2 separate regions of the Mus musculus genome follow, and region 2 is linked to region 1. Evidence: chromatin contacts called from ENCODE Hi-C or POLR2A ChIA-PET data. All regions are on one chromosome and are shown on one strand. Each heading gives the region's core, a stretch centred on a gene start or an enhancer-like site at or near the end of the contact. The rest is flanking DNA. Distances are from core to core; before and after follow the strand shown. Region 1 holds the start of Knstrn (kinetochore-localized astrin/SPAG5 binding). Region 2 overlaps Ivd (isovaleryl coenzyme A dehydrogenase).

Evidence for each region. A loop is a pair of places that touch in the nucleus more often than their neighbours do. ChIA-PET counts read pairs that join two places held with the same protein, here RNA polymerase II (POLR2A).
Region 2: a map of heart shows a loop between it and region 1 (2.5-fold over the local background). The contact joins the enhancer-like site here to the promoter of Knstrn in region 1. A Hi-C loop is called at or near these places in 3 of 37 maps with a recorded cell type or tissue (all heart). POLR2A ChIA-PET finds 5 or more read pairs at or near these places in 2 of 5 experiments (both embryonic stem cell).

Annotation. Positions count from the first base shown.
Region 1 is chr2:118,809,629-118,816,421 of GRCm38, reverse strand. It overlaps Knstrn (kinetochore-localized astrin/SPAG5 binding), which reads right to left and starts at 2,419. Exons shown (of 9, transcript NM_026412.3): 1 at 2,113-2,419; 2 at 1,930-2,021. The coding sequence starts at 2,321. It overlaps Gm38629 (a long non-coding RNA gene), which reads right to left. Exons shown (of 2, transcript XR_866658.2): 2 at 5,244-5,700.
Region 2 is chr2:118,878,924-118,885,716 of GRCm38, reverse strand. Ivd (isovaleryl coenzyme A dehydrogenase) reads right to left here. Exons shown (of 12, transcript NM_019826.4): 12 at 2,808-5,264. The coding sequence ends at 5,131. Among named protein-coding and RNA genes, the nearest start is that of Gm32798, 5.4 kb to the left of the region's middle. Within about 2 kb of position 2,441, at least 1 of the 3 ENCODE cell types and tissues checked has a DNase peak (open chromatin) inside an H3K27ac peak, as active enhancers do; it is heart, where a contact is called at or near this core.

The DNA of each region.
Region 1 (6,793 bases), core at 1,170-3,669:
TAAATGGGTTCTTCCGAGGTATCTGTTAGAAGAAGTAACTTTGTAGTATTATCTTGTCAACTCAAGTAGTAGTAAGTTAAATACAGTAATATATCTAGTCCATGTAATTAGAGTTCATAATAAATTAAAAACTAATTCATTAACTGCAACCAGCTTCAACAATCTGTATCTGCGGAACCCTGAGGACTATGCTGTAGGGAAGAGCCATCAGTAGAACTTATGATGGTCTCCTAAGAAGAGAGATGCTAAGGAGAATTAGATGGCTGGTGTAAAAGAAGAAAGTTTGTCAAGCTTGTTTATTCAAGCCCCTCTTCCGAGGGTCTTGCTGTATAACCTGCAGCTCACTACATTGACCAAGCAGGCCTGGAGCACACGTGCATCCCCTTCCCTGGATATCTAGAGCAATCGCTAGGATGACTGACTGACAGGTGTGTACCACACCCACCTTCATTTCCTAGCTGTTTTCCCTTTGTAGGTGGAGACAACCTAAAAACTTCACAGCTAGCTATTGCACTACACATGACCATGAAGCTGGGGTGGGATTGCAAACAGAGATGAAAACTTTAGTTTGGTGAGGAAGGCTGTCACTGCCAGCTATCCAGGGCACTGTGAGGAAGGTGTGTGTGTGTGTGTGTGTGTGTGTTGGGGGGGGGGGGGCGGGCGGGGTGGAGAAGCAGCAGCAGAAGGCTGCAGAGTCCTGCCTCCACTCCTTAAGCAATGCTTCTGCTAATGGCACTAGGATGTCTTGAGATACCCAGGGCAAAGAGAATAAACCTTTAAGCCTGGTGGAAAAGCCTGTTTTACTTCACTTCTGAGGCCAAGCCTGCCTGCCGCTGTTCTCCGATCCGCTGCGCGGAATCATCTGGAAAGGGACGGTAAAAGGATGCTCCTAAGCCCTCCTAACAGCCGCCCAACGCCAGGACCATCTTCTGTGCTATAATCGCCACGTGAGGCAGTACAATCACTACAGACCTCACCTGATGACTGTCAACCACAAGAAAAGCAGCACAGACCAAGACAGAAAAGCAGCTACAAATTGTTTTCAGCCTCTCTCTCCTCTCAAGGTTCTCAGTAACTCTGTCTGGGCCGGGCTCATCTCTCTCATTCCACTCAACATATATTGATGGTCTGCTCGGGAGAGCCACTGTGCACCTGCTAATGTGAACAAGGAACCCTGGAGTTTTCTCCCCAATCTTAAGACAACCAATCTTTACCTGGAAATAAAAAGGATAACTGCATTAAAAGCAATTTCTAGGGTTAAAGAGATGACTCAGAGGTTAAAAGGGAAAATTACTCTTCCAGAGGACTGGAGTTTGGTTCCCTGCACCAATATAAGGTGGCTCACAACCGCCTGTAACTCCAGGTCTAGGGGATCAAGGCTCTGACTCTCGATGGGCACCTAAGCTCATATGCACAAGCCCCCCCTGCACCACATGCACACAATTAAAAAAAAAAAGGGGTTCTAGAGAGGCAAGTGTGGTGGCAGTGGGCCTGTAATTTCAGCATTTCGGAGCGGAAGTGGGAATGTTGCTGAAAGCTAACGTTACACAGGGCTACAGAGTGAAACCTAGCTTTTAAAAAAGGCGGGCGGGAGGGAAGGGCTGGAGCGGGGGGGAGAAAAAAAAAGGAAAAAAGGGAGGCCAAGCACTGAGCATGGTGACACAAGCCTTTAAGCACTCAGGAGGCAGAGGCAGGATCTCTGTGTGCCCCAAGCTAGCCTGGGCTGCATAGCGCTGCATAACCTTGGTAATCGCAAAAGGGGGCTGGGTCAGAAATAGGAACAGGGACTCTCTTACACAGCCTAGTTGGGGTGAGGAGCAGGAGGATGTCAGAGCTAACCGGACGCCGCCCCGACATACAGATTTCGTCCTTCTTAGTCCTAGCATATAGACTACAGACCCCCCGGCTGGTGGAGGTGTGGACACCCACCTGCGGGCAAGCCGCAGCTCGGCATCGAGTGAGGCTGCGCATCGCACACCGTCTTAGCACTGGCCATCGTAGCCGGGTGGCTTGGCTGGACCCTGAAAGTGCAAGACGGATATTAGCAGCGCCAGAGCCCCGCCACGCCAGCCCGCCCGTCCTTCCACCCGCACACATCCCGCAGAGCTTAACCCCGGTGCCGGCTGCTCCCATCCGCCGTTCTCTCCGCTCCCTTTCAAATAATGCTCCGCAGCAACTGCCCAGTCCTCGTTAGAGTCTGCCGCCGCGCTTTCAAAAGGAAACTTCCGGGAGCTGGGAGGGAAGGGGCGCGGCTCCGAGTCTGTAGGCGGCCCTGTTGTACGGAAGGCTGTCTCTTGTGCCTCGGCCTCGGGAGCCGCCATGCTGTACGGAAGGTTCGAGCAGAGTTGCTCCAGCCTGCTGGTCGAGGCTGGGCCAGGGACTCACTGGGCTGGCTTGAATGGAGCTATTGAGCCAAGCTGTCACATTCCAGCCAGAAGGCAGACACGTGAACTCGCCTAGCGTCAAGTCACAATCCTCTTTATTTGGTCTTTGATTGCTAAGGATCCTGCCAGGAATACAGGTGGCCTGAATAGAAACTACCAGGTGAAGAGCAGGAGAGCCTACTTGAAGGACACCAGTGGGCTGAAATAGCTAATGTGCTTAAAAACCCGCATGCAGATTTAATTACAAATTAAAGTTACTCATACAAAACAAGGCAGATTTTCAGTCGTCACGTTGAAAACACAAATACAAAAGGAGCAGCAGCCTGGTGCTGGACATTTAAGAGGGTGATGGGGTAAGGGGAGTATATAGAAGGGCTGACTTTAGCTCTGCCCTCTTGGAGCTTATAATCCAGAAAACACACTAAACAGACAACTGCAAACACACATTTACCATCCATGGGAAGATAATGAAGGGAAAACAAAGATGCTATAAGAGAGAAAAGCAAAGAACCAGTATAAATCGGAAAGACTGAGGTCCTAGTGGTCCACAGTGGTGATTCTAGCACTCAGGAGGCTGCCACGGGAGAATTGCCCTGTCTTTAAGGTTAGCCTAGGCTACATTCCAGGCCAGTAGGAGCTACAGAACAGCAAAACCTTATTTAAATAATAAGATTTAGGTGTGTTTGATTCAGGAAAGATAAGGAGTTGTTAATCTCAGGAACAATGAGAAGTGTTAAGTTTTAAGGTAGAAATGGATCTCCCCCCCCCCATGGTGACAATTTTGGCATTTTGATTTCTTTTATGAAAATGTGGTTTTGTTTTAATCCCTGGTGTGGGATATGGGGCTGCTTCAGACAGTTCACAGCAACTGACTATGATGTGCCTTGTGCTCTATCAGAGTGCGATGGTGTTATGTTTGGACTTTGGGAACTTTTTAGAGGGTATATAAATGCTAGGGCCCTGAGAAATGGTGTGGGTTGTTGGTTGCTTGCTGTTGGTTATGGTTGGTCACACTTTGTTAAGTAGTCATGTGCAAAGAAGAAAGAACAAGAAGAAATTACATACCCTGACAGTGAAGATCAAACTTGCCCCCAAGGAACTCAATGCCCCTAAGCAGCAGGAAGTGGTCTAAAGATAATGTCCTTTCTCCTCTTTCTTTTATTCTCTCCTATCTAGTGTTAGGGGGTTGAAAGGGTGGAGAGGGTGAAAGAACCCACACAGTAACCAATGACAGTTAACTTGCTCTCTCTCTCTCCCGTCCCCCTTTCTCTATCCTATCTTCTCTCTCCTCTCTCCTTTTTCTCTCTCCTTTCTCTATCCTATCCTCTGCCTCTTCTCCCCTCTCTCCTTTTTCTCTCTCCTTTCTCTATCCTATCCTCTGCCTCTTCTCCCCTCTCTCCTTTTTCTCTCTCCTTTCTCTATCCTATCCTCCTCTCTCCTTTCTCTATCCTATCCTTCTCTCTCCTCTCTCCTTTCTCTATCCTATCCTCTACCTCCTCTCTTCTCTCTCACCCCTCTTCTCTCCTTCCTTTACAGGTGCTCACTATGTAGTCCTGACTGTTCTGAATTTACTACATAGACCAGGCTAGCCTTGAACTCACAAAGATCCAGAACTACCTACCTATGATCTATCACAGAGATATATTTGTACCTTGGGAGTCCTGGGATTAAAGACATGGACCAGACTTTTTTCTTGGTAGAGCCCTTAAAGTCATTTTCTTCCTATTCTTTTGGTAACCATTTGGAATTTTCTATGCCTGCCCCAGTACCCAAATAATGACACTGAGTCTAATTTATTTATGAATTAATGCCTATGGGGTTGATTAATTAATGTGATGGGAGTTGGTCCGGTGCTGCTGTGTATTCAAATGCTAAATACTGGCCCCCAAGATGTGGTTACCCCCAATGAGCAGATTCTTACATACACGAATTATTGGTTCAATGAAAAATGGCTACAGCCAATTACTCAGGTGACTAGAAATAGACAAGAGTTTTAGTTACTGGGCTGGGGATTGCAGGCAGGGATGATGAGGAAGGAGAGGGAAGAAAGAAGAAGATGGATAGAACAGGAGGTCTCCATTAGATAGGATGGACCAGGAGCCTGTGTCCAAGTAAAATGGACCCTGAGGATAGTTTAACATTGAGTTTGGGCTCCTGGCAGATGGCACCCATGCATTTGCCCACCTACCTGCCCAGGAGTACGCGCACACACCAGTTAATTTTAAGATGCCTTGGATACTCAAAGGCAGGACACTTCTAATCCTCTGCCTGCTACTCTAGGCCCAATCCTGGAAGTGACCAGTGGCCACTTACCTAAAATCTCCCATGGCTGGTTGGCTTTATTTCCTACAACGACCATCCTTCTCCCACCACTTCATCGACTTTTCCCCCACTGCGCCCTAGTCCTCACAACTCTAAGGGTCTCACCCTGTCTCCCTTTGCCCAGCCATCAGATGCTGGCATTTATTGGTCAAACCAAATGGGGACAAGGACCTTTATCGTTTGGACACGCAGATTTCCCGATTGGATCAAATCATTAGAACCAGTCTCCAACAGGATAGGCTGGTGGAACAGAAATTACCCAGGAAGTCATAGATGACAAGTATTTGGGGAGCACAGCTGGGGAAGTAGACAATCTAGTATATAGGAAAATAGATTGGGGGCAATCCCCCGGTAATTGCCCCAAAACTATTATAAATAAATCGTAGTCTGAGTTTCATTAATTTGGAAGCAAGACAGGGGTTGCTTAATTATTATAATTTAATAATTTATATTTGGAGCATCTTATGTGGGGCATAGAAGAACCCAAACAACCTGAGAGAAGTTACCACACCAACCCTCCCCACAAAACAAAACAGCTTTCAGCTATAACTCTGTCATTTTAATACTAAGAGGTTAAGAAATGCAGCTGCCAAACAAAGAACAACAACAACAAATCTCCTAACAATCACATACAGCCAGTAAGTAGTCCAAAGGGCATGGGAAAGCCTCTCTCAGAAAGAAATTTCTCAATGCACTTCCCTGCAAAGGGCACCAGCAGCAGCTGCTAACTGGAGCCTCAGGCACTTCCCATGTGTGTGACAGTGCTCGGCGGGGTCTCTCAGTCCCAGGCACTGCAGCCCCTGGGAAACCAGAGTATACCTGCAGGAAAAACCTGCCTCTGTGCAGAGAGGCTTGGCATGAAGAGAGACTTGGTGCAAAGGCTGAAAATCAACAACACAGCCCTGCGTGGCACGTGGGCCTGGGACAGGTGGCAGGAAGCAGGCTCCATACCCCCTGCAAGGACCTTCAGCATCTGGACAGAAAGATTCCTGATCTGGGGAGCAGAATTAAGACAAAGCATTAGAACCAATTCCAAATGGAGAGAATGAATAGAAGACAAAATAACTAAAATGCAAGCCATCTGTGGATCTAAATAGTCCACATGTGAATCTTGTAAATTTTTCTACTGAACCTAATTCTCAATCAGCCTCAGCTAATAATTTTGAAATTGAACTCTTTAAGTCTTTATAAGGTTTGAGATAAATTGCGTAACTCTTGAGTAATTGATCTAATTGTAAGCCATAGCCAATTAATACCTTCCAACAAGTTTTGAAAAACACCAAGATTTCGTAATTGGTCTCTCCTGGTTTGTATCTTCTGTGGTCGAGTCTTTTGTAGAACCATTTTATAGTCTAGATAATTAATAGAATCTTTGTAGATTTTTCAGGAGCAATCTGTAATCCCCAGCAAGGTAAAATTCTCTTTACTTCATCAAACAACTTTCTTAAGGTATTTGCATCTTAATCAGCCACCAAAATATGATCTATATGATGGTAAATTATGGATTGAGGAAACTGCTTATATCTAATGGTTGTTGTGAAAAATATTGACATAAGGTAGGACTGTTTAAAATTCCTTATGGCAAGACCCTCTCACAGTACTTTATAACAAGTTTGCAGTTATTATAAATAGGCATTGAGCAAACAAACCTTTCCCTGTCACACTCCTGCAAAGGGATGGTGAAAAAGCAATCTTTTAAGTCATTCACTATAGTTGGCCATGCTATTAGGTAAAAAGGAAGGCAACTGGCTTCCAGGCTGTAAAGAGCCCATTGGCTGAATAATTTTATTAATTGCTCTCAGATCTGTTAACATCCTCCATTTTGCAGATTTCTTTTTAATAGGAGAGTTCCAAGGGCTTGTGGACTCTTCTATATGTTGGGCCTCCAGCTGCTTTTGGACTAGCTTTTCTAGTGTCAGTAACTCCGTGTGTCATAGGCCATTGTTCTATCCAGATAGGTTTGTCAGTTTGCCACTTGAGTGTTAGGGCAGCTGCTGATCTATCAGTAGTGGCTTCTCAATATAAAGCTGAGGAGTCTGTCATATCCTGCATATGAATAGCCTTGTCAGTTTATAACTGTCTTCAAT
Region 2 (6,793 bases), core at 1,192-3,691, 69 kb before region 1:
CGCTGCTGCTGATGTTCCCACATAGACAAGTGCAATCCCAGAGCTAGCCCTCAAGTTTACAGCCTAAAGGCAGAGAAATGGGTACATCAGATAATAAAACCCACTGTGCAGGATGGGGTGCAGGATGGGGGGCTGCCTCCGGCTGAGTGCTCTAGTTAATCTAACAGCAACCAGCATCCAAGAAATACTTGGGAGAAATGAGGCTAGCCTCTCTCCCTGAGAGTGGGCAGGCGTACTCGAACTGCCGAGCAGTTCTAGAATTCTAGAACAGCAGAAGCTGTGGCCTGGAGCTGTCCCTTGTTGGAGGAAACAGGTGGCAGGCATGAAGAAGAGAATGCCCACCTTGCCCTTGAACGTGTCGTGCGCCCTTGGATGTTCATGTGCCAAGGTGGGAGGAAGGGGAGTGGGCTGTGGGTGAGGTGGGGAGAGAGGAGAAGAAAGGCTGGAGAGTTCTTCTGGAGGGAGCCTGCAGTGAGGCTTTAGGGGAGGGCACAGCACAGAGCTGGAAGGACTTCCTGGATGGAGAAACCAGCTGGGGCAAAGGCCCAGGCCAGAGTAAGGCAGGGAAGACTGCGTACAACCACAGCTGCTGTGCTCAGCAGCGGAGAGGGGAGTTGCAGAAAGAGTCAAGATAGACCCAAATTGTGTTTGCTTTGCTAATCCTTAGGTCCCCCTCCCCCAAGACAAGGTCTCCAGAGCCCTGTGTGACCTGGAGCTCTCTCTAGACTAAGCTAGCCTTCGAATTCACAGAGACCTGCCTACCTTGCTTCCCAAGTGCTGAGGTTAAAGGCACGCAGCACCATGCTTCCTTATTAACACTGGGTCTAGTGTGTTGCTCAGGTAGCCTCAAGTTCCTGGCCCCAAGTGATCCTCCTGCTTCAGTCTCCAAAGCATCTGGGACAAAGGAGCTCTACTGAGATGTTAGGTCTTTATTTGGGGGGCACTTTCCCAGTCCTTTTACTTAGGTAGCCCAGGCTTGCCTTGAACTGGATATATAGCTCAGGCTGGCCTCAACGTCACTGTAATCCTTTCCTTCAGGCTCCTGAGTGCTTGGGTATACAAGATGCCTACTATGCCCAGTGTAACCTTTGTATTGACCTTAAATGTGCTGGGATGCATGGTTGGCTCCATCAGAGGAGGCTCCATTGTTCTCTCTGGCTCAGGGTGGAGGTGCAGTTCAGCGACCTGGACTGGAAGAAGGGAGGCAAGTTGGATTGGTGTGGAGAAGTCGAATTCTGAATGGCTCTTGGTTAGAGGAAGTAGGTAGAGCACAGTAGGGGAGAGCCCCCACCTTGCATAGTGTGGCTCTGAGTTCCTCCACTGTGGAGTGGAATATAGGCAGAAGAAGAGGCTGGTATGTGCTCCTGCCCTGTCCCCCCCCACACCCCCCATCTATCTGGGGGCTTGTCTAAATGCCTGTTGGATAGTGAAAAAAATATGAGCATATAACAAGATTGTCATAAATGACAATTATGCACATTAAAACAGTATCCTTAGGAGGACCTACAATCGAACCAATCAATCAATAGAGCACTTAGAAGCATGAATAGCCAAAAAGGAACTCCTTACAGATTCAAAAGAAGTTTTGTCCTGGGGGAATGGTACAGGGGGAAGGAGGGGACAGGCTTTCCTCTTCAATAAACTTTTAAAAACTTACATTGTTTTGGAGGGTGGGGAGACGGCTCCCCCGGGTTAGGGGCATTTGTTCATTGAGAGGCCCTTGAATGGGTTTCCCCGCTGCCCACAAGGCAACTCATAACATCGTTCTAGGGAATCCAGCTCCTCTTCTGGTCTCTGCGGGTATCAGACTAACAAGCAGAACACATATACACACGCAAGAAAAATACTCATACACATAAAATAAGTTTTGGAAAAAAAATTACAGTTTTTTAAACTCTGACCATAATTTTTAAAAGAATACCACACTCATCTTTGCTGTTTATGGTCTCCCTGTTTTTGTTTGGCCTTCTTGTATGAGATGGTGGTGATAGTGGATAGTGATCTTTCAATGTTCTCATTTAGTAAAATACAAATTCTGGGGAAATTTCAGTCTTGGAAACCGTGCATCCAGAGCACGAGTGGGAAACTGGAGCGTCCAGAAAGTCACCGCGCCTGCGAGTCCGCGGATGGCCGGTAGGGGTCAGGCGAGCTCCACGCAGCGCTGACTGAGCGGGTCCCGGGAGTCCTCGCTGCAATCGGCCGCCCGCAGAGCTTTAAGGCAGGAGTCTTAAGAAGTGAGAGCACTTTAGATCCGCCATAAGCAGATAACCGATGGCCATGCGGATTCCAGCCCCCACCAGGGCACGCTGTGTGCTAGACGCTCTCTCCACTCTGTGTGCTGTTGCTTTACTCCGGCTCGGGCCCCACCCAGCCTCCCGGGCGTCAGAGCGTGGCTGGCTCACCCGTCGTTCCTAGGTTTGAGCAACTCACCCAGCAGGGCTTTGCATCCTTAAGCAATCTTGCCTTGAGCACTCAGTTGGTTGCAAAGGTCAGGGAAGGAGTGGATGTGTGAAGTGAAGCAATATTACAAGGGACTACCACTGGGATGTGGGGCTAAGACTCTGGTCCCTGGGGAGAAACTCTCTCCAGGCCCAAGTTGGATTATCAGCGGGGTGGGTGGGGGTTGGGAACCAAAACCAAACCAACTCAACCAAACAAAAACCCCCATATAGCTGCCTTAGCCCAGTGTCACTCCCTAGGGAGCCCAGGTGTTTGTCACTAGATTCTGATAAGGCACAAGACCTGGCTACACTTAACACTTCTCATTAGCAGCGTCCCACCCCCACTATTCCCATCCACTTTTCAGACATAGTTTTTATTTTGTCTTTTATTTAAAAACATTTCTTGTGTGTCACATTAAAAAAAAATTCAGAAAAACAATCACATTCTTCCTTTCAGTTGCTATAGCTGGATACAAACAGATTGGGTAATTATAGCTCATGGTTCCAGAGGCTGACTATCAAAAGCATGGCGCTCCCAACTCCAGTGTTCTTCTCTTGCCTGATAACATGGTAGGAGACCTGACACGACAGAGCAGGCACACTAGTTTAAGATTCCCTTTTATAAAGCCACTAAAGTCATTACTACCTAAACCATTAACAAATGGCTGGGACTGAGGTTTTTAACAGGTGAACTTCTGGGGCACACTCTCGTTGGTAGGGTTCCTATGGCATGACTGGGTGACATGTTGCCTTCTGATAACTTATGGAGGTCAGAGGGCAACTCTCCATCCCCCATATGGGTTCTTGGACTCCAACCCAGGTTGTCTGGCTTGGTGACAATCTTGCAGGCGTGCAGGTCCTCTGCCTCATTTTGATCATCTTCTGTGGGTTGTTCCAGGGATCTTCCTCAGCTGGTCAGTGTATCTACTGCATTCATGAACCCCCTCTTAAGATGGGACGGGTGTGGGGTTGCTAAGGTGCTGACTCCACCTGTCTCAGACCTCAGCACTCCACCTAGGCTAAGACTGTTGGGCTGGGAGCCAGGAAAAACAGTCTTTATTTTTGGGAACTCACATGAATGTGGTAATCCACGGCCTGGGCGCTATTTGTGACGGCCCAAGGTTGGGAGGCCCAAGGTTGGGATGTCCCTGTTGCTAGCCCATTAGGATCCTAGCTCCAATTCTGACCTTGAAAAAGTCAAGTATTAAAAGAACAAAACAACCTTGCAGAGTTTGAGCTGGGTGTGGTGGTTGCACGTGCCTTTAATCTCAGAACTAGGGAGGCAGAGGAGGATCTTTGAGTCCAAGGCCAGCCTGGGCTATATAGCTAGACAAATGAAACAAAACTCAGATATGCCAGCTGTGGTGGTTCATGTATATAATTTTGGCAGTCAGGAGGCAGAGGCAGGAGGATTCTGAGTTACAGTTAGACTCTGAATCAAAAGCAACCCCCCCCCAAAAAAAAAACTCTCAAAATCCTCCAGAAACTTAAGACTCTCCTCCTGTCTTCCCACACTTGACACCCCCCCCCCATTTTCTCCCCCTTTCCTTTAAGAAAAAGCACAGGGTGTTGCCTGTAATCCCAGCACTCAAGAGATAGGGGCAGATCTACTGTTCAGGGTCTTAGTTCAAAGCTAGTCTCGGCTACAGGGAGACTAAAATAAAACCATGGAGAAGTTGGTAGGGCAAGGAGCTGACTCAGTGGTGCAGTGCCTGCCTAGCACAGCCTAGGTACAATTTCACACACAACAAGAAGAAAAGTCACCAGGAGATCTGGGTCTGAGACTTCCTATTCTGGCCTCCTATCCCATTCCCAAAGGGCAAACTGAAGGGCAGGCCGCTTCAAGGACATTCTCTGGATGCAGACAGGACCATAGCAAGTGGCTTGTTTCTCCTGCAGAACACGGCTTTGGGCGCAGAAGGGTTTACCTTGCAGTATATTTAATACAAAATGGCAACAGACATTGTGCAGTTGTAATAAAATTAGCCACAGGGTGTCTAGAGAAATATACAGAGGCAACAAGGCTGGAGGGGAGCCAGGCAACCTGGGCTGGGCCACAGGACCTGTGTCTGCTGGCCAGTCAGCTGCAGAAGGTCACATGAGCAGGCCCAGTGCTAGCCTGTGACAGAGTGATGCAGACAGACTCAGGTACACGAGGGAGCCGATCTTCTGTGTTGTCTTGCCTGGACTGTGGACTCTGTCCTTCCTGGGTCTGCCATAGGCATTCTGGAGCTGTCTAGCTCTTGGAGAAACAGTTAAGAAGGAGATGGCTTTTGCCTTTTCCTCAAGAAATGAGACCACAAGTATCTGACAACTGAAAGGGGTAATGCCTCTGTTACCCTTGAACAGAAAGGGCACCCTGCCAGAGGCTTGCCCAAGAAAAGGAGTCGGGTACCTGTCAGATGCTACCTGGAGGGTCAGGTCATCACATTCAGATGTAGAAAGCAATGGCACAGACACTGCCACCCTCCCCCCAAACCCCCCAAAAAGCCAAAGTCATTTTAGCAGTCATTTTAGGCTTTCCTGCCCGGAACGGCTGGAGAATCCGACTTCACACGGGGCAGAGGGCTGACAGAGAAGGGCAGCTGAGCAGCAGAGCTTCCTTAGACAGGTCAGAGGGCTGCCACATCTCTGCTTCCAAAGAAAGGCCTCTCGGTGCTGGGACCAGGGGGCGATGGGCCGCAGAGGGCTAGCGGAAGTCTGCATTGAAAGCTCGGCCAATGACCAACCGCCTCACTTCACTGGTCCCAGCTCCGATCTCATACAGTTTGGCATCTCGTAGAAAGCGGCCCATGGGGAAGTCATTGATGTAGCCATTTCCACCTGTGAAGCAGATGTGGGAAGAGAGAGGACAGAACTGAAGGCAGGGGGTGATGTGAGGAAGCAAACAGACCCTCCAGGATGGTCAAGGACTGGCTCCTTCCCATATAACCTATGCGCATGCGATGCCCTCCCCGCTCTCCCTCCCAGTCTCTCTGCTAGGGACTGAGTGTGGGCCTCACACACTCTAGGCAAATGCTCTACCACTGAGTTATAACCCCAGTTCATATTTTCAATATCTCTAGGTTATTTTTTATATCTAATACAACATAAGTACCATTTAAACTGTTGTTATATTGGAATGTTTAGGGAATCAGGACAAGAAAAGGGGTCTATGTGCAGTTCAGGTACAGTTTTTCTTTTCTTTTACATTTATTTAATTTGTGTACATGTGTGTGCACACACATGTGCCCTGGCATACATGTAGAGGTCAGAGGACAGTGTGTATGATGTGTCAGTTTTCTCCTTTCACCACGTGGGTCTTGAGGACCAATCTCGGCTGCCAGGCTCAGCAGCCAGCTCCTCAACCCAAGGACCCATCGTGCTGGTCCTTTATTCAGTGTGGCAAAATCCCAAGCTACGGATGTAATTCTCTTCTCTGATCATGTCCTTCCTCCCCCTTCCTTCCTCCTTCCTTCCTTCCCTCCCTTCTCCCCTCCACTCCCCTTCTCTCTCTCCCTCCCTCCCTCCCTCCCTCCCTCCCTCCCTTCCTTCCTTTCTTCCTCCCGGTTCCTTTTTGAGACAGGGTCTGTCATATCCTAGGTTGGCCTACAATTCACTATATAGCCAAAGATGACCTGAACTTCTGACTCTCTCATCTCTAACTTCCCGAGTTCTGGGATTAACTTGTAATCTGGTTAATACAGTGCTGGGCTGTGGGCTTTGTGTATGCTTGGGGATACCACACTGAGCTACTGCCCAGGTTGGCCAAGAAGTTACTATGTAGCCCAGGCTGGTCTCAAGCTCATTGCAATCCTCCTGCTTCAGTTTCCCAGGTGCTGGGATACAGGTATGCACTACCATGCCCAGCCTTTTCTGAATATCTTTGGTCTATTGATTGAACCAATAAGCACCCCCAGATATACAGGCTGTGCCGGAGGGTTGATTAAACAGAAGCAAAGGCATCGAGGGAGCCTGGTTGGGTCAGGAAGGCACAGTAGGGCTGGCCTAGAAAGTTTCCCAGGTGCCCAGGACTCAGACAAAGAAAGAACAAAATCTGGGGCTGGGACTGTAAAGTGTCCACCTAGCACACCCAAAGTTCTGGCTGGATTCAATCTCCTGGATTCAAAGCATTATACAAACAGGTGTGTTTTCAGTACTCAGGAGGTAGAGGCAGAGGATCACAAGTTCTAAGTCATCCTTAGCTATACCATCAACTCAGAGACTCTGCTTTAAAGGAAATACAGGGGGGAAAAAAAGCCCAGGCAGTAGTGGCACACACCGTTAACCCCAGCTCTCCGGGAGGTAAAGGCAGTCAAATTTCTGTGCACTCAAGGCCAGACTGGTCTACAGAGGAGTTCCTTAGGACAGCC